Regions from separate parts of the Homo sapiens genome. Here region 1 is linked to region 2. A link is an interaction called in ENCODE POLR2A ChIA-PET data of the cell type or tissue named here. Cell type or tissue: CD4-positive, alpha-beta T cell. All regions are shown on one strand. Each heading gives the region's core, and the rest is flanking DNA. Links, peaks and the distances in the headings are about the cores only. Region 1 overlaps PPIL4 (peptidylprolyl isomerase like 4). Region 2 has its middle 49 kb from the start of TAB2-AS1.

Region 1 (11,198 bases), core at 5,138-9,137, 300 kb before region 2:
ACAGGTCTGGGACATGGATGCGAATTGAATTCTCATCTGGTAGGAGACTTGAAAATTGAATTCTCATCTGATAGGAGACTAGAGTTGAGAGTAGAGAGGCTGCATTGAATGCTCTTCCTTTCTAGCCCTACCAAGCTAGTTAGGATGTAGCAGTAGGTCCTATTTTCCTGAGGGGATTTTTGGCACTTGGGAGGAATGAAGTTGCCCCTAAGTTAGAATTTCAAAGTAGAGACAGTTTGTCTTTGGTGCTATTACCCACCCTCTCCTCTCACAGCTGTTTGGTGATCTTCTGCACATCCTGCCCTCTTCTATTTGCCTGATGCTCTGTTGCCATTTAGCAGAGTATCTCTTGTTAAATCTTTTTTTTTTGAAACGGAGTTTCGCACTGTCGCTCAGGCTGGAGTGCAGTGGCACGATCTCGGCTCACTGCAACCTCTGCCTCCCAGGTTCACGCGATCCTCCTGCCTCAGCCTCCCGAGTAGATGGGATTACAGGCACACACTATCTCGTTAGATCTTTAAAAGGTCTCTTAAAGTCTCACTTCTCTCAAACTTAGGTCTTTCAGATCTTAAACTCAGGTCCCAAATCCTCAGTTTTCCACTGGACTTAATGTTCTCATGGGCTCAATGGCTCTACTTGAACACGGCATTTGTGTGTAATTTATTTGAAAGTTTGATGTTGTAATATTCACATATATCGTTAGGTGGCAGCATGTGGCTACCTAGCAAAAATGGATGTCTGATTTCAAATTAGTAATGGAGATGGAATTACTATGATTCTTTTGTTCCCTTTCTCTGTCTCTCGATATATGCCATTTATAAAATAGCTCTTATGCTTTTTATAAAATAATTATTGTTCTTGGTTAGGTGGTTTTTTTACTAAGCTCTTTTTTTCTTTTCTTAATAAATAGGTGGGAAATACACCAAGAGTGATTTCAAGGAGTATGAAAAAGAACAGGATAAACCACCTAATTTGGTTCTGAAAGATAAAGTAAAGCCCAAACAGGAGTATCCTTACCAAGAATCAGTTAGTTAATATGTATTGACCATCTGCTATGTGTAGAGTACTGTGTGATGTGTTATGAAAAGTCACAAAAGCTATAGAAGACAAATTTCCTGAATCCAGATTGTTTGTGAGGAAGTAACTTAGTTTATCATTATCTCTTTTCAAGATCTTACATATACTTTGCTTTTTCACTATACTCTAGTGTATGGAGAAAGTTAAGGTTGAAAGAAATCTGTAGCCTAATTCTTTTATTAATACTTTCCTACTCTAGGTTAAGTACTTTCCTACTTATCATATTCTCAGAAGATCTTCAGGTAAGATTTGTATTTTCTTTTTGGGGGGGCTTTCCTGCAAAAACCGGAAAGCCTACTAGACAAATTCTAAAAGAGCTGTAACACTAGCTTTGTATTTTCTATATGTAATTGTAATGTTTTCTATTCCTCATAATCTGAAATTTATTATTGCTAAGCTGATTCCTTTGTGCTACCTGCTGTTATGTTTAACTTCCTTACCTAGATAACAAAATCCTATTGTTCTCTGTTACAATGTTAGGTTACTTCTTTCGGTATAGTATATTGTAATTTCAACAACAAATATTTATTGGGCTTCTACTGAGTGCAAGAGTTCACTTTTGTAGGATTAAAAAGAAATCCATTGACTTGACCATTTACTTCAGGTTCTTCCAAGTTTTAGGTTGAGACATGTAAAAAGTAATGAAACATACTGTTTATATTATGACATTTAAATTGGTTCACTAATTTTTCCCATTATAAATATATCACTCCACACATTGCAAGAGTTATTTCTGTTGTGATTCTTTCTGGTAAATGGTGTCTTTGTTTCCTAGTTTCTATTGGTATTTCAGGGATTTTTTTTTCTACATATGTAGACATTTCTTTTCCAAGTACTCATCAAGAAAGATGAATATCAGGTTGACCTGGTCTATATTCATGTTTTAAGATGTGTTGATTGTCTGCAATGTATAAAGCATTGTGAGGTGTTAGAACTGGATAAAGTCTGAAGAAAGCTGATAAAATCAGCATAAGGAGAGGCTTTCACATGCAGACAGACCAAATAAGAAGCTGAGATTTGGTCAGAAAAGATCAACATTCAAGGGCATATGATTGAAAGCTCAAAATCATAAAAGTTATGAATGGAATACATTTGATATTTATTTACCAAATCTTTGAAATTAAATTTAGGCTTATTACTAATAACTATAGCTGGAAGAAGGGGAATTTTAAGTTTTCTTTAATTTTAATTAATTGAAACAACCACACATATACTTATATGGAATAGTGTAGCTTCTAGCCTTTTGAAGTTGATGCAAAAGAGAGAAATGCTGTTAGGGGATAGTCTGATGTGCAGATAAATTGTCTTAAGTCAGTTAAGAAGGCATGGTGGCATCTACTTTATGGGCCTTAAGAGAAAGAGAAATTAGTGAAAGTATAGATTATTAATAAGAAGAATCAAAAATAGAAGTAGGAGAAGGAAATAACTTGGCCCAACTAGACCTCAGGGAAGAAATTGGAGAAAAGATGGCAGTGAGCTCACAAATTTGTGTTTTATTCAAAGGGAGAGGGATTTGATGTCTTCTGAAAGTGTTGATTTTAGTGATAAGTACAAGATAGTGGGTAAGTGAGGAAGCAGGAGATACAACAAGTGTCTTGAGGGTATGACAAGTAATCAACAGATACTTAGTAAGCATCTGTCACATACTCAGTTTAGCAATGAAAGATATTCAGTTCCTGCCCACATAGAGCTTACATTTTGCTGTTGGAGTGGGGAAAAAAAACCAGACATTAAATAATTACCATTCTAAATACGTCTAAATTATTGCAAATAAATATTGCAAAGAGATATGGGACTCATAATAGGGGGCGAGAGGTTAGAGAATACCCTCAACACTGAAAAAAGTGGCATTAAAGCTGTGACACTAATATGGGAGATAGGAGGGCTGAGGTGGAGTGCTGTCTTCTTTCGTATGATCCATCATTTAAGAAATAGGCTGGGTGCAGTGGCTCATGGGAGTGCTGTCTTCTTTCGTATGATCCATCATTTAAGAAATAGGCTGGGTGCAGTGGCTCATGCCTGTAATCCCAGCAGTGTGGGAGGCCGAGGTGGGAGGATTGCTGGAGCCCAGAAGTTTGAGAGCAGCCAGGGCAATATAGCGAGACCCGGTCTCCATTTTTTTTTTCTTAAAAAAAAAAAAAAAATTGGCTGGGTGCAGTGGCTCATGCCTATAATCCCAGCACTCTGGGAGGCCGAGGCGGGCAGATCACCCGAGGTCGGGAGTTCAAGACCAGCCTGGCCAACATGCAGAAACTCCGTCTCTACTAAAAATACAAAAAATTAGCCAGGCGTGGTGGCGGATGCCTGTAATCCCAGCTACTCGGGAGGCTGAGGCAGGAGAATTGCTTGAACCCAGGAGGCAGAGGTTGTGGTGAGCCAAGATCGCGCCATTGTACTCCAGCCTGGGCAACAAGAGTGAAACTCCGTCTCAAAAAAAAAATTAAAAAAAATACAGTTTTTGTCTTAACCCAATACAGTCACAGTACAAACATTCACACACACACACACACACACACACTTGAACCAAAAGATTAATAAAATAAAATTTTTTTAGGCATATACTGTATTTCTGTTTTTTTTTTTAAATGCTGTTGTGGCCCACTAAATAGATTTTATACCCCATTGATGGATTATAGTCATCAGTTTGAAAAACATTGCTCTGAGCCAGGCGCAGTGGCTCATGCCTGTAATCCCAGCACTTTGGGAGACTGAGGCAGGTGGATCATTTGAGGTCAGGAGTTTGAGACCAGCCTGGCCAACGTGGCGAAACCCTGTCTCGACTAAAAATACGAAAATTAGCTGGGTGTGGTGGTGTGCACTTGTAATCACAGCTACTTGGGAGGCTGAGGCAGGAGAATTGCTTGAACCCTGGATGGGGTGGTTGCAGGGAGCCAAGATCAGGCCACTGCACTCCAGCCTGGGCAACAGAGCAAGACTGAGTGCTCTGAAGAATTTGGACAGAGGGAGCAGCATGTGCAGAGCACACATTAGGATGAAATCATAGGTGGGAGCTATGGAATGTGTATCTGGAAAAGGCAAGATCCAGAAGATGCCCCGGAAACAGAGTAGCATAGTGAAAAGAGGGAAGTTGGAGATAATGGAGTCATAACCGAATGGTACGAGCTGACTAACCCTCTTTAGCCATCTCATGGGAAGCTAGGAGGAACAATGTCTTTCATTTGATCTTATGTAGAAGTGAGACATTCCTGTGGAAAGTGTTGAGTTGTGGCTTTGTGAAGCAGACACGAGCCTCTAGTCCTGAGGGAAGTGTGTCTGCGTTTACTGTGGTCCCACATGTAATTAGCATAGCTCTGCCTGTTGGGCTTCCTCATAACCTTTCTCTGGAAAACCACCATTCCAGCCCATGTCAGTCTTCCTCAAAATCCACCTTTGAGGTTGAGATTATTTTCAGCAGAAATCGTAACTCTTTTATATTTTCTCTTATTCTATTATAGTATATTTAAGAAAATACTTATCTCTGAATTAAAACATTAAAACATTTTTAACACATTTAGATGAAATTTAAAAAGATTCACTCGTAGCTTCATCACCTAGACACATGATACTTTTTATTTCTCCTTGTTTCTTTCAAACCTTTCTCTTATGTAAAGTTATAATCGTTGTATGGTATATGTTGTTTTTGCTTTAAGCTTTTTTCATGTTAATTTTCATAAACACCTTTCTAGGGTTTTTTCTGTAGCATTTATCGTTGTTGATAACTTCATTTATAATATTGTATCTTGTTGAAGTACTATAATGCATTTAAGTATGTCTTTATTACTAGATATTTTGTTGTTCCTACTTTGCTACTAAAAGTAATACTATTATGCATATTTTTTATATGTATATATATATATATATATATATATATTTTTTTTTTTTTTTTTTTTTTTTTTTTGAGACTGAGTCCCCGCTCTGTCACCCAGGCTGGAGTGCAGTAGTGCAACCTCGGCTCACAAAAGTCTCTACCTCCTGGGTTCAAATGATTTTCCTGCCTCAGCCTCCCGAGTAGCTGGGGTTATAGGTTGCGCCACCATGCCCGGCTAATTTTTGTATTTTTAGTAGAGATGGGGTTTCACCATATTGGCCAGGCTGGTCTCGAACTCCTGGCCTCGAGTGAGTCGCCCGCCTTGGCTTCCCAAAGTGCTGGGATTACAGGTGTGAGCCACCACGCCTGGCTTTTATGTATATTTTTGTTCATTTAACTGTATTCATAAATTCTTATTAGAATTTAAACATGATGGGCAGGTGTGGTGGCTCACACCTGTAATCCCAGCACTTTGGGAGGCCGAGGCGGGTGGATCACGAGGTCAGGTGTTTGAGACCAGCCTGGCCAACATGGGGAAGCCCCGTTTCTACTAAAGACACAAAAAATTAGTCAGGCGTGGTGGCATGTGCCTGTAGTCCCAGCTACTCGGGAGGCTGAGGCAGGAGAATTGCTTGAACCTGAGAGGCGGAGGTTGCAGTGAGCTGAGATCGCGCCACTGCACTCCAGCTCGGGCAACAGGGCAAGACTCCGTCTCAAAAAAAATAATAAGAAGAATTTAAACATGATAACTCGATATGCATTGCTGAATTTCCTCTTGATTGAACTAAAAGAAGAGACATACAAATGTACCTGTTATCTTATATAGCTTTTCTGGGCATTGGAATTTATAATAATTTTTTCTAGTTAAAGATGTCCCTCATTTTCTAAATTTAAATTTTTTAAATTATTGACAAATACGTTTATTTTTTCCTCCTAATTTTTTTGCCTACTAGTCTTTATTTTAAGATTGTTTAGGATTAGGATTCTTTCCATTTCTCCTGACTATATAATGAAAGAAAATGTTAGTTTTGTTTTAGAAATGTACTATATTCTTTTGAGATGCTTTTTGCTTTAGTTACTTTTAGCCTTATGACCTCCTTTGTTTACCAGATCTTAAGTTTTGATGTCTTACCAGTATTATTTATCACATTTATCCTTAACTAACTACTGCAGTACAAAATACGATCTTATATTAGATGAGCAGGCCGAAGACTCAAAATCAAGTCACTCACACACAAGTAAAAAACACAAGAAGAAAACCCATCACTGTTCTGAAGAGAAAGAAGATGAGGACTACATGCCAATCAAAAATACTAATCAGGTACCTCTAATGTCCAGACTTAGATGTGGAGAAATAAATATTTTATCCCTCTGTAAATGATGTCTTAGTGATATAATTTAGGAGGTAAGGGATAGTTCTAAGCAGAGATGGGTTTGTTCCTAAGAAGCAGAATGGTTGCACTGGGGTATGGGATTTTAATTTTCAAAAATATTTATCACAAATGATAAAAGATCATTTTTGACATAACTTAATGTATCAAATACTTCCACATTGTGAAGCAAGAGTGATTTCCGTACCTGTGGATACTCCTTTATTCCCATCAGAAACAAGTGTGGTTGTGCTGAAAAAGATTTTGTCATTTATCTGCTTAATTTATCACCAAGTGTTATGTATAGCACTTAAGGGCTCTTGAGATTTTACATCCTATAAAACATTTATATCCTGCTGTATTGTATATAAGAAAAACAGCACTGGTAATTAACTTTAGCATGCTAAAAGCTCTCCTGAACAGCACATTTAAAAAAAATAATAAAAATTCCCCAAAGAAAATTTATTGTGAAGAAAAGTGATTATTTCCAGCCTGTGCTTTGGTTCTTAGTTAAATAAAAAGCAATTTACAGGCTGGGTACGGTGGCTCACGCCTGTAATCCTAGCACTTTGGGAGGCCGAGGCAGGTAGATCGCTTGAGCTTAAGAGTTGGAGACCAGCCTGGGCAACATGGTGAAACCCCCATCTCGACAAAAAATACACACACACACACCTTGACAAAAAGTACACACACACACACACACACACAATTGGCCAGGCATGGTGGTGTGCACCTATGGTCTCAGCTACTTGGGAGCTTGAGAGGATCGCTTGAGCCCAGGAGGTAGAGGCTGCAGTGAGCCCAGATCATGCCACTGCCCTCCAGCCTGGATGACAGAGCCAGACCACGTCTCCAAAAAAAATTTTTTTTTTTTTTTTACATCAGAGCTCCTTGCTTTTGTTTTACCACATAGAAACATTTATGCTGGGCCCTGGTGGATGAGAAGGATTTCAGTGGGCTGAGGTGAGAAGGGAGGGAATTTAAGATGGTGAGAATGTTAACCAAAGATGCAGAAATAGAGAAATGTAGTATGATAGGCAGAGTCAAGGATTTGCTGTCAGGAGAGCTAGGTTTACATACTGCTGGCCATCAAAGTGACCTTGACAAGTTGTTTAACTTTCTGAGCCACAGTTTCATCCTCTGTGAAAAGTGAGAAATACTTCACAGGCATTTTGTTAAGATTCAGTGAAAAAAATGCGTGTGCAAACATTTTCTACACTGGTTATTATTGTTACTACTTTTTTTTTTTAACTGTTAAAGCAAATTACTAGTTTTAGAGTTACTTGGAATAGTTTCTCTCTGTGGTTATGACATTAACTAGATTCATATTTCAGTTAAAGTGTTTCTTTTCTTTCTTTTTTTTGAGACGGAGTTTTGCTCTTGTTGCCCAGGCTGGAGTGCAATGGTGCAATCTCGGCTCACTGCAACCTCCGCCTCCTGGGTTCAAGCGATTCTCCTGCCTCAGCCTCCCGAGTAGGTGGGATTACAGGCACCTGCCATCATGCCTGGCTGATTTTTGTATTTTTACTAGAGATGGAGTTTCACCAAGTTGGCCAGGCTGGTCTCGAACTCCTGACCTCGTGATCTGCCTGCCTCAGCCTCCCAAAGTGCTGGGATTATAGGCGTGAGCCACCGCGCCCGGCCCTGTTTCATTTTTATTTATTTATTTTTAATGTTTTAAGGGTTGCTTTAACAATTTTTTGTTTTGTAGTTTTAAAAACTGTTTCCAAAGTGAAATCTACAAAATGGTACATTTAGAGAACCTAGCTTCCATTCTTGTTCCCTCCCCTTTTCCTTCTTCCCTCTGTGGGTAACTATTTTATGTGTTTTATGGGTTATTGATTTAAAAAAATTTAGCAAGTAAATATTTGATATATGTAGTTAGCTCTTTGCTATAATCCAGCAGAGATAGAATTTCTTCTTTCTATAGCCCTTTAGCTGTTTAAAGATTGCCATCATTCATGCCTCATCCCGTTTTCAGGCCATACTTTTGTTGGTTCCTGCAAATATTTCTCACATGAATCGGTGGTAATAAAAGTAGTAGTAGGCCAGGTGCAGTGGCTCATGCTTGTAATCCCAGCATGTTGGGAAGCTGAGGCAGGAGAATCGCTTGATCCCAGAGTTCAAGACCAGCCTGGGCAACATAGGAGGCCCTGTCTCTATAAAAATTTTAAATAAAAGAAAAAAGTAGTAGTAGTTAATATTTTTTGGTCCTTACAATGTAAGGTGGGTTCTTTTATCCCCCTTTCACACAACAAAGTGAGAACAAAAATTGTTACTTGCCCATAGTTTTACACAGCTAGTAAGTAGTGGAACCACAGTTTAGTTTCATAGTTGAAACTAACTACTCTTAACTTGAAACATACTCCTAACTACTTTTGCTCGTCTTCTTACCTGGGGTATATTCTCATCAGTTTTCTTTCCTAAACTCTAATGTTATTTTAATAAAATTTGTCCCATAGTATAATATTCCAATGTGATCTAATAGGAACACATCTCCTCCTTCTTAAATGTCTGTACTCTATTACTTTAGTCTGAGGTCGCATCAGTCTTCTTTACTGGTGGCTGTATCACATTCCTGTGAATGTTTAGCATGTTTTCCACTAAAAACTCTGAATTCTTTCCCCCTCCATGTGCTGCTTTTAGCTCCAGCTTTTCATCCTGCACTTGTACATGGAACCGTCCATGAATTTAAGCCTGAGATAAATAAACATTGGTGTGTTTGAGATAATCAGAGGTCTAAAAAATTTCAGACTGGTTGTGTTTTTTTTGTGTGAGTCTTTCTGATTCTGCTGTTTGATTACTTGAAACCTTACAGTAGCAAATATCCTTCTCATTTTGCATGGAGTAAAAGCATCAAGATTTTGGGGGAATGCTATTAGTATTTTTAAAAAGATTTTAAGGCAATTTTAAGTTGAAATTTTAAGGCAATATTAACTATAAAATTATTAAATTCTGAATAATGATCTCCTAACTTCTCCCCTTAAAGTATATTAAATTTTAAAAAGTTTTGTACTTTGATTTAATGATATAGCTACATTAATTTTCTCTTCTTCCTAATAAAACTCAGCATCAGTATTTAAGATTTTAATGGCCCCCCGATTTTTTATTATTTTGTTTTTTATTTTTTAAAATTCATTAAAGAGAATTTTCAGTACTAGACAAATTTCAGCTATAGTTCATATTTTCCTGTTTGTCGGTGTTTTGCTTAGTGAGTCTGGTTTCCCAAGAGTATTTTAACTTATTTCTTCAAATTCTTTGTTTTTTATTGAGTAACTAGCCTTACTAATCAATTCGAAAACGTTTGTTTAATTTTCCACCTCATGTCTTAATTCCAGAGATGGTTTTTGTGTTGTTGAGGTTTGGGTTTTACTGGGGTTACAGGAAATGCGTATTCAGCTGGGGGTTGCCTTGCTGAGAAGTATTCATGCTGGTTGTCAGTTTTCCACTGGGGTTTTCATAGTGTTTGTATTCTTGACTGTACTTTTTCTGTCATTTTAGTGATTTAATGTTATCTTGGTGACTAAGATTTAACCAGATCTTTGATTTAGTCCCAGAGACTTGAGCAAGGATAGCTTTTAATTAGATTAGACTTTTTTTGATTGCTTATTTCAAGTCATTTGCTAGGTTAATTGCTTTAAATTGGCCATTTTGTGTTCTTCGTTTTTTCTTTTCTTTTTTTGCCACATGGTAGTTTAATCATCTTGTCTTATGTTTTAAATGTATAAATAATATAACTTTTAAAAATTCATACTGGAAAGGACCTAGACCTTATCTAATTCATTTATCTCACTTTAGATATGAAGATACTGATCCCACAGGCCCTTAGGCCTTTATAGTGGGAGAGCTAGAATTTTAACATTTATTTGGTTCAGTCAGGTGTTGGATTTTTTCCCCATTATTCTGTACCACTCCCCCCTTTTTAATTTTGGATGTCAAGTTAAATTATCTCCAACCTGTGCAGATCTCTTGAGTCTCAGTTTCCCTATTTCTAGAATGAGGATATTGCACTCCTAAAGCTCTTAGCACTGTGTTAGCATGTACTTGGAGGATCTCCTCTTACATGGCTTCATTCAGCCACTTTAACTTTTCCCCTTCATACATACAGGGCTCATTTTTCCTTGCTTTTCAGTTTTCACTTACACTACTTTCATTAGCCTTCTTGCAGCCCATTCAGACCCAAGCTCACTTACCCTTTGAGGCTCATCTGAAATCCTAACTTCTCCATGAAACCTTCTCTAATTATTCTAACCTTAAGAGTACTTGTTTGACACATCTCCTAAATGTCAAAGACTATTTGAACCCAGATCTACCTGACTTCAAAGCTTGTGTAGCTTTGAAAACTACTCCCGAGTAGGAGTGATTTTAAAGTTTCAGTCCAATTCAAATATTCAGCTTCCTCAAATTTTTAAAAGAATGAAGTGCTACATAATCTTTTATCTCTTCTATTTTAAATACTCAAAGCACTTAAGTGCCCATTTGTATAATAACATACTGAGGATTTTATAAATTTATACATCAGCCAGCAGTCTCGGCATTTTAAAAGTTTGTCTCAACCAATACAGAAATAAGTACAAGATGTACAGATATAATAGTATATGAATATTTCTATTTTGTATATGTTATAGGAAGCACAAAAATTCTTTTATCTCAGAATGTCATATTTTACTAGAAAATTGATGGCAAAAGGCTAAACCAAAATGCCTACTCATTTTTTCTACCTCAGGGACTCTTATAATATGACAAGAACTATTGGGATTGTGTGGAAAATCACAAATCAGTTTATAATACTGTATTACACAGTGTGATTATTACTATAACAATCCTGTTACATCTGTTTTCACACACTGTCAAACTCAAGGTGTACAGTATCTAGACAGTATATGGAATAACTAATAATTTGCTTAAAACCCAGTCCTTAACCATGGGTATTCATCACTCTG
Region 2 (16,540 bases), core at 4,146-8,145:
GACTTAAATAATGACTTTAAAAGTTTAGTACCTAGTTAGCAAAAATAGTTGGTTGAAGCTGTTAGACAGAGCGTTGGTAAGAAACCTCGCTGTGGGCCGCATCAAGAACTACTTTGTTGATTTAAGGGCTTAAGTGATCTTCTGAGAACCTTAATGTCTCCAAATCAAGGTAACTGGCTGTGTGTCGGTATTGGTGGGGCTTTTAGGGTGAGGGCCCCACTGCAGGTAGCTGTGACTAGGTCGGGGCTGCTGTGTACTAGCATGTGACTATGAAGAGAGCAGGAAGTGACATGTGTAGCTCCATAGGGCTGCTCAGGTCACGGTCTGAATTTCCATATGAGGTGGTCTAGTGGCCGGAGAAGGCAGAAGGAGACAGAATTCCAGGAACTGGGGAAAGCCTGGATGAATGAGAGAGGTGAGAGCCCCAGGGAGCTTTCTTTTCTTTTGTTTTTTAAGACAGGCTGGAATGCAGTGGCACGAACTCAGCTCACTGCAGCCTCAACCTCCCAAGCTCAAGCCATCCTCCCTTGTAGCAGGGACTACAGGCAAGTGCCACCACACCTGGCTGAGTGTTTTTCCTTTCTTTTTTTTTTTTTTTTTTTTTTTTTTTTGCAGAGATGGGGCTCTGCCTTGTTACCCAGGCTGGTCTCAAACTCCTGAGCTTAAGTGATTCACCTACCTCAGCCTCCCAAAGTGCTGGGAGAGCTTTATTTTCAAATAAAGGGCAAGACATTTGATTCGGAGGAGAGATAAAAGAGAAGGTGCCCCCAGATCTTGCTGCTAGAGTAATGCTTGAACCCAGCAGAAAACCCTCCTTCTCTGTAGGAAACTGGCAAGTCTATATTTTTAGCACCTAGCAACCTTGTATGACATACTAAGATTGCCCTCCAATGATGCTATCTCCAGGGAGGGCCGTTTAGCTAAGCAGAGCATGGGCCTCCTTGGCTGGAGCACTGACTTTGCCACCACAAGGCCTAAAGTTCCTTTCCAGCTCTTCATAATTTCTGGAAAGCCACCTGATTTCTCAAATCAGGGATAATTTATTATCAATAATCTGAACATTACATATGGTTTGCAGAGCAGCTGCATGTGTATTATTTCATTTGATTTTCATAACAACTCTGAAGAGAAGTGGTGAGCAAAATGAAATTAACACATATGGCTCTCAAATGCTAGGTGTGGCTGGTTTGATACTTTGCTGTGTACCATCTCATACAGTCCTTCAGCCATCCCGGGAGGTAGGCCATTATTATGTGCCTATTTTAAAGATGGAAAAGTAGACTCAGAGAACTTAAATAATCTGTCCAAGACCTGACGACTCACAGCTGGCATGTGATATTGCTTGACCTTGAACCCCATCTTCTGAAATCAGTTTCAGAGCCCCTCTCACTATTGTTCAGCCGTGGGTGCCCACAGAATGCACAAAAAGGAAGTAAACACTGGTGGATGTCAAGGACTTGGGCGGAAATCATCCTACCCAAATTCCAGAGCTACTGGTTCAAATAAAATTTAAAAACAACAACAGTCCCTGAAGAGAAGTAACCTGTGCAGGAAAACCGAGGGGCCTCTCAGTGGGTGCAGATCAGGCCTGGACATGTAGGGGCTCAGTACACCCTTCTTTAGTAATGGAGACCTGTGGCTGGGGACGGTGGCTCACACCTGTAATCCCAGCACTTTGGGAGGCTAAGGCGGGTGGATTGCTTGAGCTCAGGAGTTCGAGACCAGCCTGGGCAACATGGTGAAACCCCATCTCGGCCAAAAATACAAAAATTAGCCAGATGTGGTGGCATGTGCCTGTGGTCCCAGCTACCTGTGAGGCTAATGAGGAAGGAACGCTGGAGCCTGGGAAGTTGAGGCTGCAGTGAGCTGTGATCATGTAACTGCACTCCACCTGGGTGACAGAGCCAGACCCAGTCTCAAAAATAAATATATAAATAAATATATTTTTTAAGAAAAACAGTGAAGGCCTGTGTTCCTGATGGAACAGTGAACCTAACCAAGAAACAGTTGTTAATTTATTCATTCACCCATTCAACTGACATGTATTGAGAGTCACACTGTTCAGATGCAGGACACAAGAAGGCTGATGTCCAGTGACTACTTTGCAGTCAGGCCAGCTGAGGGTTTACAGATGGGCATCCCTTCTGATGGGTTGGAGTCTATGCCAGACCTGTTGTTAAATAATTTGGATACCACCACTAGATATAGTAATAAACAAGTTCCTGCCCTTGGGGCCTTATACTTTCATGAGGGGAGAGAGCTGATTTAAAGTCAGGCAGTGGTAAGAGCCATAATACCAATAGGACAGGGTGATGTGATGAAGGTGCATTAGGCATGGTAATCCTGAAAGGCTTTTCTGAAGAGGTGATATTTAAGCTGGCATCTAACATCAGGAGGGAGCCGGCCTCTGCAAGAAGGGCATCTCATGGAGAGGGAACAGCCACTGCGAGGGTCTGAGGTGGGAATAAGGCTGGTGTGTTTGAGACAGAAGGAAGTTCAGTGTGACTGGAGCACAGAGGGTGCGGGAAAGACAGGGGTACACAGGAGGAGTGGGGAGGGTGTGGCTGATTCACACAGGGCTCTGAAAGTGTTTGAAATTTCCTCTAAGTTTCAAGGAAACCATCGGAGGGTCTTAAACAAGGAGTGACATGATAGGATTTATGTTCCTAGATGATCACGTGGGTTGCAGTGTGGAGAATGGATTCTAAGGGGGCAAGACTGGATGCAGGGAGACTTGCTGGGAAGTTTTATAGTCATCTGGAGACTGTGACATGGACTGTGGAGACAGCCATGGTGATGGAGTGAAGTGGATTGCTTTGGGCTATATATTGGGTATGGAGTTGACAGCTGATTTGGACATATTGGAAAGGGAGAGGAATTGTGTTTGCCTCCGAGTTTTCGGGCCTGAGCAGTGAAGATGGAGAAGAGCAGGAAAGAGCAGGTTTTTCTGTGTCAGATAAGTTAAGTTTGAGATGCCTGTTAGATGAGTAAGTCAATGTGCTTTTATGTGCAAGACTTGTGGTATAAAAAGTAAACTACATAGATAACATGAAGAATCTCAGTCACATGATTGTAAAGGATTTCTTAAGGCTATTGCTGTGTAAGTGTGATAACATGTCAACACTCAGGGAAACTCTAAGGTGGTTATTAATTTTGGAGGCTATGATGTGCGCAGGAGAGTAGTAGAAGAGATACAGGAGAAGCTGGTGAGAGCCAGCTCATGAGAAGCCTCGTAAGGAGATGATGGGGGAACTACTGAAAAGATTTGAATGAAGAATGATGTGACCACATTGAGTGTTTTAAAAATCATTGTGAATGCAATATGCAGGAAAGATTGGAGGGACGTGAGGCTGGAGTCAGAGTGAACAAGGAAGATTTATTGCCATTGGTCCAGGTGATGGATGACAAAAGCTGGAACTCAGCTGATGACCACACAGAGGAAGCAGAGTGAGCAGATGCAAAAGATTTTCAAAAGACAGATGTGACTGTATTCGGGGATCTTTTGGCTGTGAGTGTGACAGTTTTCAGCGTGGGCGCCTGGGTAGATGCTGGGGCAATCAAATGAGATCCAGAGCATAGGTCCATGAGGACAGGGGTGGATCTTATTCTATTCTGTTTTTCTGGTGCCAACCCTTGTGCCCGTTTTCACTCTGAGGAGCTGATTGGCTTTAGCCTTTCCACTAAGTTCTTCCTCATTCAAGAAAGCCTTGTTCAATGAATTAGCCGAGAGCTAAATGGGATACCTGGGGCAACAGCAACATTTAAGAAGGCATTAAAGAGACTTGGTAGGTGTTAGGGGAACCAGAAACCTGGAGAACCAGGAACCAGCAGAATGGAAAGTGAAGAAATGGTCAACAGCCGTACTGAATGCCAAGGGAAGGTCAAATGAGACAGGGATTTACAAGTGTTCTTCAGGTTAAGGCAGCAGCAGTGTTAACCAGAGCAGCTTCAGTGGTGCAGCGAAGGTGGAAGCCAGGCAGTGGTGGGTGGAGGAATGAACAGGACAGGAAGTGGAAAATACTTGGCTGAAAAACTTGTGGGCAGTGTGGACAGAGTTGGGAGTTTTCTCACTCGTTTCTCAGTTTTCTCTGTGAATTAGGAGGAAGCAGATAGTCTACTGAAGCTGAAGGAAGCCATGTGGAAGATTTAAAGTCAGCAGTCAGTTGAAAAAAAGAGTTTTAGAAAACTCAACTTTGAGAAGTAGAAAACTTTGATAGAGACTTGAGTTTGACCTTGAGTTAGCCAAAGTGCAGAGACATGAAGTCTTCTACTTGAGGTCATAGAATATGTCTCTGTCTGAACTCAGAATTAATCCTGGGGGGAAGAGGGTACACTTGAATGCCTCTGCTCTTGATTTTGAGCTTGGTACCTTTGGACTTCGGTTTCATTTAGTATTCCAGGTCAGGTCAGTTTGTTGTTTTCCGTTTATAGGGTTGATTCACTTTAGCACTTCCAGTAAACACAGAATAGCTTGCATTTGGACTTCTATCCACTGCTGACACCAGTAGAGGCTGGGAGGCTGTTAGGCATTCTAAGTGCGGCCCTTCAGAAAGAGACGTTACACTCTTGTTTCTTCTGATAGATGTTGGTAGCTGTCCAGAGAAAAGTTAAAGTTCCCATTGCTTTTTCCAGAAAGAGTAATGGGGAGCCCTTGTGTTCCAGCCAACAATCCCTCTTCTCAATAAAACAAATAGGTTCTAATGCTGGCAGCGTTCGAAGCTGTTGCTGAGAACATAAAGGCTGCTCTGTCTCACTCCGTGGTAAATATACAGCAAACATTTAACTCATTACTAGATAAATCACACTGAGATGACTCAGAAGAAGATGTGTCTGGTACCGGCTTTTAATTTTTTTTTAACCTTGATGAATATATTTCTCCTTTCTTGACTAATTCATTCGCCAATACTTAACTAAATGTATTTAACAACAGCAATTTAAACAAGGCAACTAATGAGAGAGATGAATTGTTTAAGGAAAATATGTGGCAGAGATTCTTCATGCTCACCCAGTGGTCAGGTGTCCCTCTCCCTTTCCAAGCCTTCATGGGCCAGGTGGGTCTTGGACAATTCTGGCCAATGGGAAAATGGACAGGAGTGAGATGAACATTTCTAGGTAGGCCTGGCACTGAAAATCTTCCTGTGGATCCTCTAGCTCTCTTTTCCCTTCTATGATGATCATGGAGACCATGTGCTGTAGTTGGAATATATTTAAGATGGAGGAGGGCCGCCCAATTTGTATCAGGCACTATGTGATCAAGAAGTAAGTCTTTATTGCATTAAGCCATTGAGATTTCTTTTTTTTAGAAAACTGTTACTGACAAAGCCTATCCCAACCCAATTAATACATAAATCAAATGATATCACCTTATCAGGGAAGACAAGGTCCTTTATAAGTCCCCAGAGATAGCAGACGCCAGAAGGAAATAGAAGAGTTATCTATCTCAGAGCTGTCTAGACAAAGGTCTGCTTTGACTTAACAGCAGAGTCTATACATCTGTAGAAATTTCCAGAGGTCTTTGCATTTAGTTGTTATTGTGGACTATAGTATATTTCTTTGAGGCTTTCAACCATCAGCTAGCAGTCAAAAGAATGACCATTTATGGTCATTTACTCATGTGCTGGCATTTCCCAAGGCCACATTCGCCTATGAGTAAACAGTGGTTGTGATCACAATAGCCTCCCACGGTTCCCTATCTCTTTTTGCTGCCCAGTGGTACAGGTCCTGTTATGGGGCATCTCTATAGGATGCCTCCCATGCAATACTGAACAAGTCTGATCATCTACAGCTCTCAAATGTCATGCTCATTTGTTCTCTTCTTTTGTGGCAGGCCCCTCCATGGGGTACTAGGTTTCTGCCAGGTATTCCTTCCTGCTCACCCTGTACATGCCTATTGCTGAGTCTGTCTGAGGCCATCAGGGACCACCTGTAGTTCGGCGTTACTTCCGTTTTTGCTGGGCACAACCGGTAGATAAACTTAGTGAGAACACAGTGCTGTACTCAGACTTACTTCCTCCTACAATGACTAAGTCAAGTCATCTGTCTCTCATTTTCTTCACTTTTAGAATACATTTTATCCAAGAGACTTTTGTCAGGTCCACCTCACCAGTTTTCCAGATACATGCCAGACACGTTGAATCTAGCCCTATTTATGAGGCAAACAGTGAGCCCTGTGACACCTGTAATTATCATTCTCTTAAACATTTTGTTAATGTTGATGTTAGAAGTTTACTAAGCTTCCTAGGAGATTCTTAACCATTTTTCTTCACTCTTTGACTCTCTTTGGCCTAGGCCCTTCCCATTTTGTCTGCATGACTCCAGGAGGGACAGTGCAATTTGGAGATTAGGAAACAGATGACTAGGGACTCTGGGTCCCCTCACTGGGCCACAGTCTGGATAACACCTTCCTGCTATCTACCCACTACAAATAGAGCCCCAGACTTAGTGTCACACTCTGAATCTGGGGTTATGTCTCGAGGACTCCAGTCCTTTTCTGCCCATTTCTACAACATATGACTCATCTAAATCTGCTCCCTGCAACCACAGCTAGCAACAAGCTGGTCTGAGAAGGCTGGCTTTGCATGGGATTGTCTCTGTTGTTTGTCAGTCTATTTAAAACACTCAGTACAATTGTCAGGAAATATGCTTTGACTGCCTGGAAGAAAAGCAGGAGTAGTAAGCAAGTCAGTGCTTTGAAAAACCTACAAATATCTAAGAAGCCCTCTCAATCACCTTTTGTTTATATCCAGATATGCAGAGCCTTATTTGACCTATTTCCTCATCAGCAATGGATGTGTTTTATTGAGGTCCTCCTACGTGCAAGACATTCTATAAAATTCCTTGCATGTATTTTCTCATTTTTCATGAAAACTGTGTTGACTAAATGTTATCTCTGTTTGGCAGAAATGGAGATTGAAGTTCAGAGAATTTAAGTACAAGTAGTAGATGGCAATGCTGAGACTGAAACCCAGGTTTATCTTTTTCTTAAGCCTATGTATTTTTTTAAAAACTATGCTGTGCTGTTGTAGATGAAAGTTTCTAATCACTCCAGCACTACTTATCTACCCTGTGCAGCTATGCCTGGGCTTACTATAAATGTTCAGAGCAGTCTTGAGCCCTTTCAGCTCTGTCTCTTCCATGCCCTCTGCCAATGTGGAGGGGTAGATGAGCCTCCTCCTTCTTACTGGTCTTGGACAGCAGGAGTAGGAGTGAGGATTAAAAATAATAGATCAAATGCACTCACACATCTCCCAAGAACGAACAGTAGGATATGGTTTGGATATTTGTCCTGCCCAAATCTCATGTTGAAATGTAGTCCCCAGTGTTGGAGGTGGGGCCTGGTGTTTGAGCCATGGGGGCTGATGCCTCATGACTTGGTGCTGTCCTCACAATAGTGAGTGAGTTCTTATGAGTTCTGGTTGTTTAAAAGTGTGTGGCACCTCCCCAACCCCTGACTCTTTCTTTTACTCCCACTGTCACCATGTGAGATGCTTGCTCCCCCTTTGCCTTCTGCCATGATTGTAAGCTTCCTGAGGTCTCCCCGGACATCATGCAGATGCTAGCACCATGCTTCCTGTACGGCCTGCAGAACAGTGAGCCAATTAAATCTCTTTTCTTTATAAACTACCCAGCCTCAGGTTTTCGTTTTTTTTTTTTTTATATATAGCAATGCAAGAATGGCCTAACACACAGTAATTCTCAAAAATATCACATTTGGAAAGAGTGGCATATTTCCTAACATGAAACACCCTCTGCATGGATTTCCCCCATCCACAGTGTAACATGTAAAGCAATTACTTAGTCAATGGGTAGTGCCATTACCTTCTTTATTCACATGCCTGCTTCAAAATTCTCCACTCTTTCATCTCTACCTTCCCCCTTCTATGTCCAGGAAATAAGACTTGATATAAAATCACTTGTTCCTTAGCTAGACAAAGACCCAGTCAAATCTTTGAAATTAGTGCTTAAAACATTAAAGAAGTAATAGAGGCGGCCGGGCGCAGTGGCTCACGCCTGTAATCCCAGCACTTTGGGAGGCCGAGGTGGGTGGATCACGAGGTCAGGAGATCGAGACCACGGTGAAACCCCGTCTCTACTAAAAGATACAAAAAATTAGCTGGGCGCCGTGGCGGGCACCTGTAGTCCCAGCTACTCGGTAGGCTGAGGCAGGAGAATGGCGTGAACCCAGGAGGCGGAGCTTGCAGTGAGCCGAGATCTCGCCACTGCACTCCAGCCTGGGTGACAGAGCGAGACTCCGTCTCAACAACAACAACCAAAAGTAATAGAGGCAAAAGTTTTACAACATTCAAATAGCACAGAAGGAGAGAAAATAAACCAAAATAAGCCCATTCCTGCCTACCCTAAGTCTAAGTCCTGAGAGATAATTTTTATTTATTGATGTTTTAAATAATTTTGGTGTCTACTGTAACATCATTACACTAGAAATATGCTTATAGTTCCTTTTGAAAACAACATTGGATGGTATCTACTGGCTGCTCACTAAGAAACGTGAAGGATTTTGCACACAGCTATTATTTCCCACACACGTCTCCTGACAGTTGTGCTGCGTTTGCAGGGGGAGGGAAGGGGGGCACTGGGGTCTGCTCTCTTATCCCATTGGTGGTCCTTTCAATACTTGCCTTGATGTCTGCCCCCTGGCACACTCCTGTTCTCTACTAGTTGACTCAGAGCTTGGCATTGCCTGAAGCTTGATCAGTCAGGGGTCTGTCAGGAAAACAGAACTTATGCCAGGTAGTTCAATAGAGAGAATTTAATTAGGGGAATTAATTATAAAAGTCTTGGAAGAGCTGACAGAGCAAACTGAAGAATGAAGCAACTCAGATTTTAGAAGCAGAGGCGAGTTGGAGGATGGCATTCACAGAGTTTAGCAGCTCTGGCCCCCTTGCTGCATACTGGGAGAGCCTCCCAGCTACAGCAAGCCTTCCAGAAGGAACTAGAATCATGGAGTAGATGTAGCTGCTACTGGAAACACTGCCCAAGGCAGAGATAGAGGGGAGAATCACCCTGGCTTCTTCGGTTCTCCCTCCTGCCAGTCCCTTGCTAGTGCCTCCCGTTGGTTGACATCAGCCAGAAGCCAGTTTGGCAAGGGAGTCTGGAAAATATAGATTATAGGAGTTAATACTTTGAGACACAGAAAGAGCAGAGAGAGAGAGAGACAGAGAGAGAGAGAGAGAGTAGGAAATTAATCTGAACGCAAACAGGTGAATGATGGTGCTACAGGTTAAATTGTGCCCCCCTAAAAGATAAAAGATATGTTGAAGTTCTAGTCCCTGCTACCTCAGAGTGTGACCTTATTTGGGCATAGGGTCATTGAAGATGTAATTAAGATAAGATCATATTGGAGTAGGATGGACCCTGAATCTAGTATCGCTGGTGTCCTTATAAGAGGAGAAGGCTAGGCTCAGTGGCTCATGCCTGTAATCCCAACAGTTTGGGAGGCTGAGGTGGGCGGATCATCTGAGGTCAGGAGTTTGAGACCAGCCTGGCCAACATGGTGAAATCCTGTCTCTGCTAAAAATACAAAAAAATTAGCCGGACATGGTGTTGGGCACCTGTAATCCCAGCTACTTGGGAGGCTGAGGCAGAAGAATCGCTTGAACTGTAGAGGCGGAGGTTGCAGTGAGCTGAGATCACGCCGCTGCACTCCAGCCTAGGCAACAGAGTGAGATACCATCTCAAAAAAAAAAAAAGAGGAGGAGAGGAGGAGAAGAGATGAAGACACACAGAAACACACAGGGAGAACCCATATAACCACAGAGGTAGAGACTGGAGCGATGTGTCTACAATGCAAGGAGCGCCGAGGACTGCTGGGAACCCCAGAGGCTGGGAGAAAGGCACAGAACATATTTTCCCCCAGAGCTCTCCGAAGGAACTAACCTTGCTCGTACCTTTATTTCGAACTTTTATCCTCCAGGACTGTAAGAAGATACATCTGTGTTATAAACCTCCCTGTTTGTGGCACCAGTGCTTGGTTATGGCAGCCTTGGGAATCTAATGCAGATGGGCACAGGGCTCTTTGGGGAAAAGAGTTGTCATTCCTTGCTATGATTTTGTATCAATATGATCCCATGTATTTGGTTTTCAGGAATATGTCAAAAACAGCACTCAGTACTGTTAAGAATTTATTCTACTTGTTCAAGTGTTATTTAAGTGGGATTCCATGGAAAGCAAGTAAATACATGCACTTAATCTGCCCTCTTAAAGCAGAGCCTACTGTTCTATGTGAACCTGGTTAAATGTTTAGGGCATCTGCACTTCCTCCTGTCCAGCAATGGCGTCTTCCAATCACACATACAGAGAACACTGGGCGTATCATATATAAAACAAAATTTTGGATTAAGAAAACCACTACATTCCCTTTATTGAAGATGTAACTTTTGCATCTTTTATGTATTTATTGCTATAACTTGTCAAGTTAATTGAAATGCTTAGGGCATAACTATAAAGATAACTATCTCATCTCTAAAGAGACCTGGTATGTCTTTAAGATTTATATTATTAAGTTGTCATATTTCATTGTTAATGTTATTGAGAACAATAGTATTTAATATCCCTTATACATAACCAATGTTGGATAATCTCTCTGCTCCTTCTGACAGCTAATCTGATTCTCGGTGTTCCTAGAACTTCTAAAAGTTCTTGAAAGAACATCAGTAATCACCACCACCACCACAACAACCCATGTGGTACAAACTGCCTGAGACACGACCATTGGCACTAAGAAAAATTACTGGTTGTGTACCTGCGGACCCCCCAGGTTTAAAGGGGCCATGGAGCCACACAACATCTAAAGTTCTTGTATGTTCTTATCATGGGCCCTGAATCAGCTAATTAGTAATTGCTTTGGATAATCTTGTCTGATGGGAAGAAAATAAAAGCAGTCTTATGATACATGATATTCCCTCAAAATGACAAATACCAAAGATTTAGAGAATGTAAAATCATTATTTTAAATGGCATTCTTACATGGGCTCGTGGTATTGAAGTGAATGGTTTTTAAGATCTAAAAGAAAAGAAAAGTTATCCAGATCCACTCTTTTATCTGTTTTAAATTATTTTTCTCCACCTCCATGAGAGCAAAATGATTTCCGATGGAAATACTCCTTGCAAAGGTATATTTTGCTTTTTTCTACATGAGAGAAGGAGAAAGCAGGGACTTACTTAAAAAATCCTTTCAACAAGACCTTCTATACTGTGATCTGATAGGGCTCTTGCACATATTTGTTTATTTTCCTGCATTCATGGGGAATGGACTTGGTTTGTTGAGATAATCCCATTTGTGAATGAGGTTTAAGTTGGCAACATTTGCTTGCATTTTATTTGGAAGTTGTAATCTGTACAATACTTGTATATTTCATAGGAATGGGAATTATTGTCTGGCTTCTGCAGTGTCTGTACCTCAAGGCCTGTAACACTGTACTTAGTAGAGGACTGATCGTTGCTTGTGTGTGAGGCTGGGGAAAGAACCAGCCTAAAGACTTTGAGGGAATGGTGCCTGGTGCTCACACAGGCCACCAGCCAGACTGGAAACCCTCCTAATGCATGGGCACTGGGTAGAGAACTCAAAGGGCTTGCTTCAGCAGTAGCACAAAATTAGCTCTCGATTAATGCTGCTCCAGACCCATCTAACAATATTAAAAACAACACCCCAAAGAGTCAAACTGTTTCCAAGTAATGTAACTGCATCCCAGAACAAAGCTCAAGAATATTTATAGGAATACAAGAATATCCAGCACCCAACATGGGAAAATCCACAATGTCTTGTCCATAGTGCCACAGTTCAGTGTTTTGTCTCAAGTCTGGATGACTCAAAAAATCTTGTCTTTCCACCATAAATGGAGAGTTATTATCCTGGATTGGAATACAAATAACTTTTTGTTTCACTGATCGGTTGAAAATTCACTAGAGAAGAGATATTTTGTGTCTCCTGAGGTGATCAATAGTAAGTACAAGCTCCTTCCATGAAGTTCTGCTGAAAAATTGAACCGGAATCTGATCAAGTCTCTAGATCCAACCATGCTCACAGGAAATACAGGGGATGGGGAGTATGTTAAATGACACCACAATGATGCAATTAGCCAAATTCAGAGCATGGGAAATTCAATAAGACAAATGACTTGGTTTTTTCAACAAATAGCATGAATAGTGATATGGTTTGGATCTGGATCGCCACCCACATCTCATGTTCAATTGTAATCCCCAATGTTAGAGGTGGGGCCTGGTGGGAGGTGATTGGATCATGGGGGCAGATTCCCCCTTTGGTGCTGTTCTCATGATAGAGTTCTCATGAGATCTGGTTGTTTAAAAATGGGTAGCACCTCCTCCCACCTTTCTCTCCATCCTACACCGGTCATGTAAGAAGGGCCTGCTTCGCCTTTGCCTTCTGCCATGATTGTAAGTTTCCTGAGGCCTCCCCAGAAGCCTAGCAGGTGCCAGAATCATGCTTCCTATACAGCCTGTAGAACTGTGAGCCAATTAAACCTCTTTTCTTTATAAATTACCTAGCCTCAGGTATTTATAGCAATGTGAGAACAGACTAATACAAATGGGGTGGGAAGGAGGGAGGAATGATATAGATTAAAAGAGACTTACATAACATATCGACCAAATTTCTTATTTGGACCAGATCCAATCAAGTCAACTGTAAAAAGATGCTTTTGAGACAATCAGGGTATTTAAACATTGAGTGGACATTGAGAATACATAGGAACTATATAAGGAATTATTTTTAAATTTTATTAGCTATATTAGTAGTAATTTGATTATATAAAATAAGAAGAATTCACTATTGGAAATATGCACTAAAATATGATGTTGAGAATTTGCTTTAAAACATTCCAGTGAAGAGGATGGTGAGAACTGCAGGGTGATGTACAGACAAAACAAGATTGGCAAAATGTAATTGTTAAGACGGGGTGACAGATACAAGGGGTTTCATTACACTATTCTCTCTACTTATGCATATGTCTAGATTTTTTCATAGAAAAATAATAGAACTTAAATGTAAACATTTAGTTTACTGTTTTATCACTTTACATTCTACTAAATTTCTTATTTTCCTCTCACTCATTGTGGCACTATAACTTCATTCTGTCTAAAAACATGTTAGCTCAGAAAAAATAAAACTATGTTTTAAAATGTCCCTATATTTTACACTGAAAGAAATAGAATTGCCTTATAAAATATTAAAAGACATACAAAATATTGTGATTTCTTAAATGATAATGTTAGCATCAGATAAATCACAAAATCAAAGCATGGAAGATTAAAAAAATCACACACGTTTTGAACGATATATTTTTCTAGTCTCCAAACCATTGTCTCTCAAACAGAGTGAGAGTCAGGAAGTGAAAATGAACCTTTAAAAAATAACCCTGCACTAAGCATGGTGTTAGATGCTCATCTATTCCTCTTACTGACCTTGTGAGATAGGAGATTTTTACAGACAAGGCATCTGGGCTCCAGCGTTAACCTGCTTGCTTGAGGTCCTGACAAGCTAGATGGGGGAGGCAGGCTTTAAATTCAGGCCCATCTGACTCCAAACCCATTTATTTCCACACGGCACCAGTAATTCAGCAGAGCCTTTTGATTGTTTGCTTTGTACCAGTTTCAAATCACATTAATTATTTCTAATTCCATATACAGGATAATTCTTTTGTGGTGGACAGGGAGTAAGGTTTTTCAGTTCTTCCGATATCACAAATGAGGGCTTGCTTTTTTTTTTTTCTTCCCCTGTTTTTCTCCTGGGGTTCCAGACCAGGTTTACTAAGAAGACAGCTACGCTTAGCAAAAGGAAGGGAGATGCCACAGAACCGTTAACTTAGGAGTAGGGAAAGCTGTGATTATCCCACCTTCCCAGCCCTGAAAACAGACTGCTGAGAAGGCTGCTTTTCCTTTATCTTCTCTTCCAGCACTCAGGATTCAATGCCCCAGCACCTGGCAGTGGGTGTTAATCTGAAGAAGGAGACGAGCACTTAAAGACAAAGAGAACTCCAGGTGCAGAAGAGGTGGGGCCCTGGGTCTGAGAAGGGTTAAAGAGAAATTATTCTGACATTTGTTAAAAATGGCAAGGAAGGCTTTCTTCAACACTACTGTAATAGGGGAGAGAAGTTGAACTCAACTCTAGATACAACAGAAACAAGAGGAGGTGTATAGCCAACAGGCAGCTGAGGAGGTGAAATGGAAAGTTACCAAGAGGAACTTGGTTAGATATCAAGGGTGGGATTTTGGATAAGCTGCCTTAGCAGGACTTCTTTTTTTTTTTTTTTTTTTCTAAAACTGGGCTCAGCAGGCCAAGGCCAGGACTAAGGATGAGGCCTAGCTGTGGGCTCAGAGGAGCCTGACTAAAGTTCATCCAAGACAGGAGTCCTTGCCAGGAGGAGAAGAGATTCCAAGGTCTGGAGGATCGAAGGAAACGGAGGATGGGTGGAAGGTCAGAGTCAGAGAGGTCAACTGGCTACAAGGGAGTGACCACATGGTCACTCAGAGAATCAATTACCAGGCCTGCACCCTGGGAAACTGGGAAAGGCACCTGGAATACAATGGGACAACACCTGGAGTAGGACCCATAATAGAATGCATGGTTCAAATTCAAAATAAAGATCTGTTTTACGTATTTTTCCTATACTCTGTGTATGCTCGGCTGGCTAACAGTAGGCCATGTAGGGGATATTGACTGCCCCCTCTTTTCCACACGCCAGGTGTAGTGCATGGGTAGTATTTTGAAAGGTTATCTTATTTTTAACATTAATTGCACTTGCTGACTTCTCTGCAGACACCTGTCCTTAATGATGAGTCAGCTGTTTAGAACTATACCTAGACCGTTTTAAACAGCATTCTCAAGTCAGAGGAGAGAGCTACACACAAAGCAAGGAACTGCAGTTTCCAATCCTCACAGTCATTGGCCATTGGTCCCAGGAGTCTCCAGTCCATGACAGCTGCTGACCAATATCTAAAGATGGGTGAGGATAGACGGGTAGATTGTGCCTGTGTTGACTCCTCTCTTGCTAACTCTCTGTTACTTTAAGTTATTTAATTATGAGCAACATTCTTCTGGAAAACTGCTGATGGATTAAAAATATGATGCTTTGTTGAGCCTATGTTGAGTGCTGTTGTCCTCCTAGGGTAAGCCATAGTAAAGCCTGAGAAGTCCGCCTCCCTACCTACTAACAAAAGAAACAAGCTACTGAGCATCAAACAGCAGCTTAGGACCTTCATTTTCTTCCATCAAGTCATTTAAAATTTGTCAATGAAGTAGATTACAGGGTTACATCAGAAATCCCACAGGTTATGAATTCATTGAAATGGATTTCTATTCATTAGCAATGCCTAACTTCAGGGAGTTAATTATGCATTTTTATTGATGAGAAACAAACCAGACGAAAATGAATGTGGCGTTTGAATTAAGTGGGGAGTTTTCTTGTTGTTGTTGATGTTTTGTTTTTTATAAAACCTTATTCCAAGCAATGAAGATAAGGACCTGGTTCAAATGATTCCTCCCAAAATGCACTTGGTTACTATTGTTTCCAGAGCTAAGCAGAGAAGCTCCAGGGAAATGAAATCTTCCTCCTTCCCACTGTTCTGTTGTCTTTGAAAACAGCAGAACTGCCAAGATCAGCAGTTTGAAAGCTTCCTTTGAAGTGTTCCTCATGCCTTTTTCATTGGCTTGAGCAAAACAAGTACCTAGACTGTGTGCCCAGTCCCCAGGGGGGACACCTGGGGGGTCAGGCAACCAGCGCAGCTTAACGAGCAATGGCACAGTGAAGACAGGGAGCTGCGGGTGCCAGGGTCGGATCTGGGAACTCAGGCTTACCGGGGAAGTCACTACCAATACTTTTCAAAAAATGACGTGGATCTGGGGTAGAACAGGGAGGTGGTCAGGGGCCCTGTGTGCACATCGCTGGCCTAGAACTATCACTCTGGGACCTGGAACCTCTGGGCTATCTTTAAAGTACACATTTGATGGGTGGATAAGTGCAGCAAACCACTGTGGCAGACATATAACTATGTAACAAACCTACACGTTCTGCACTTGTATCCCAGAACTTAAAGTAAAATAAAAAAAATTTTTTTTAAGTTCACATTTGTCAAAAGGATGGAATATGCCCTTTAATTTATAATTGTGGAAAAAAGCAATATCTGCCTCATAAATATGAAAGAAAATGTTTCAAGATGCAATTAGGGAAAAAAATCTTTTCAATCTTCTAGGGAATAGATGAAAAGACACTGGAAATGAACAAAAACCAACTAAATGAGAAATGCAGAGGCTATTTATTCAGAGATTGCAATTGCGAAGGAGTCAGCCAGTGTCACTGCATTTGGCAGAGAATCAAAGGCAGGCAGAGGACTGGGAAGGCATTTAGTGGAAAACAGAGAAGCTTCCCATGTGCCCCAATTGAAGGCTGTTGGTAGGGGGAGCTGCAGGTGGGCTATCTAGGAGCCAATCACTCATGTGATTGGCTAGGGCATTCCCTGGTTGGTCCTAAATTGGAAGTGGGGACAAAAATTAGGGAAGTTATCTATT

Evidence for each region. ChIA-PET counts read pairs that join two places held together with the same protein. Peaks named below come from ENCODE experiments on the same cell type or tissue, not always from the same donor. Only the 100,000 strongest peaks of a DNase experiment are listed, where the experiment ranks them.
Region 1: POLR2A ChIA-PET joins it to region 2 with 5 read pairs; 2 of 35 experiments call an interaction of 5 or more read pairs at or near these places.

The regions. Positions count from the first base shown.
Region 1 is chr6:149,507,163-149,518,360 of GRCh38, reverse strand. It overlaps PPIL4 (peptidylprolyl isomerase like 4), which reads left to right. Exons shown (of 13, transcript NM_139126.4): 11 at 911-1,007; 12 at 6,059-6,206. It also overlaps the pseudogene RNU7-3P. Among named protein-coding and RNA genes, the nearest start is that of ZC3H12D, 28 kb to the right of the region's middle. In CD4-positive, alpha-beta T cell, for the core only: no CTCF peak of the experiment used is centred there; no DNase peak of the experiment used is centred there; H3K27ac peaks cover 481 bases.
Region 2 is chr6:149,200,550-149,217,089 of GRCh38, reverse strand. No RefSeq gene overlaps it. Among named protein-coding and RNA genes, the nearest start is that of TAB2-AS1, 49 kb to the left of the region's middle. RefSeq lists an enhancer at 3,879-3,998. In CD4-positive, alpha-beta T cell, for the core only: no CTCF peak of the experiment used is centred there; DNase peaks (open chromatin) are centred at 5,949 and 6,469.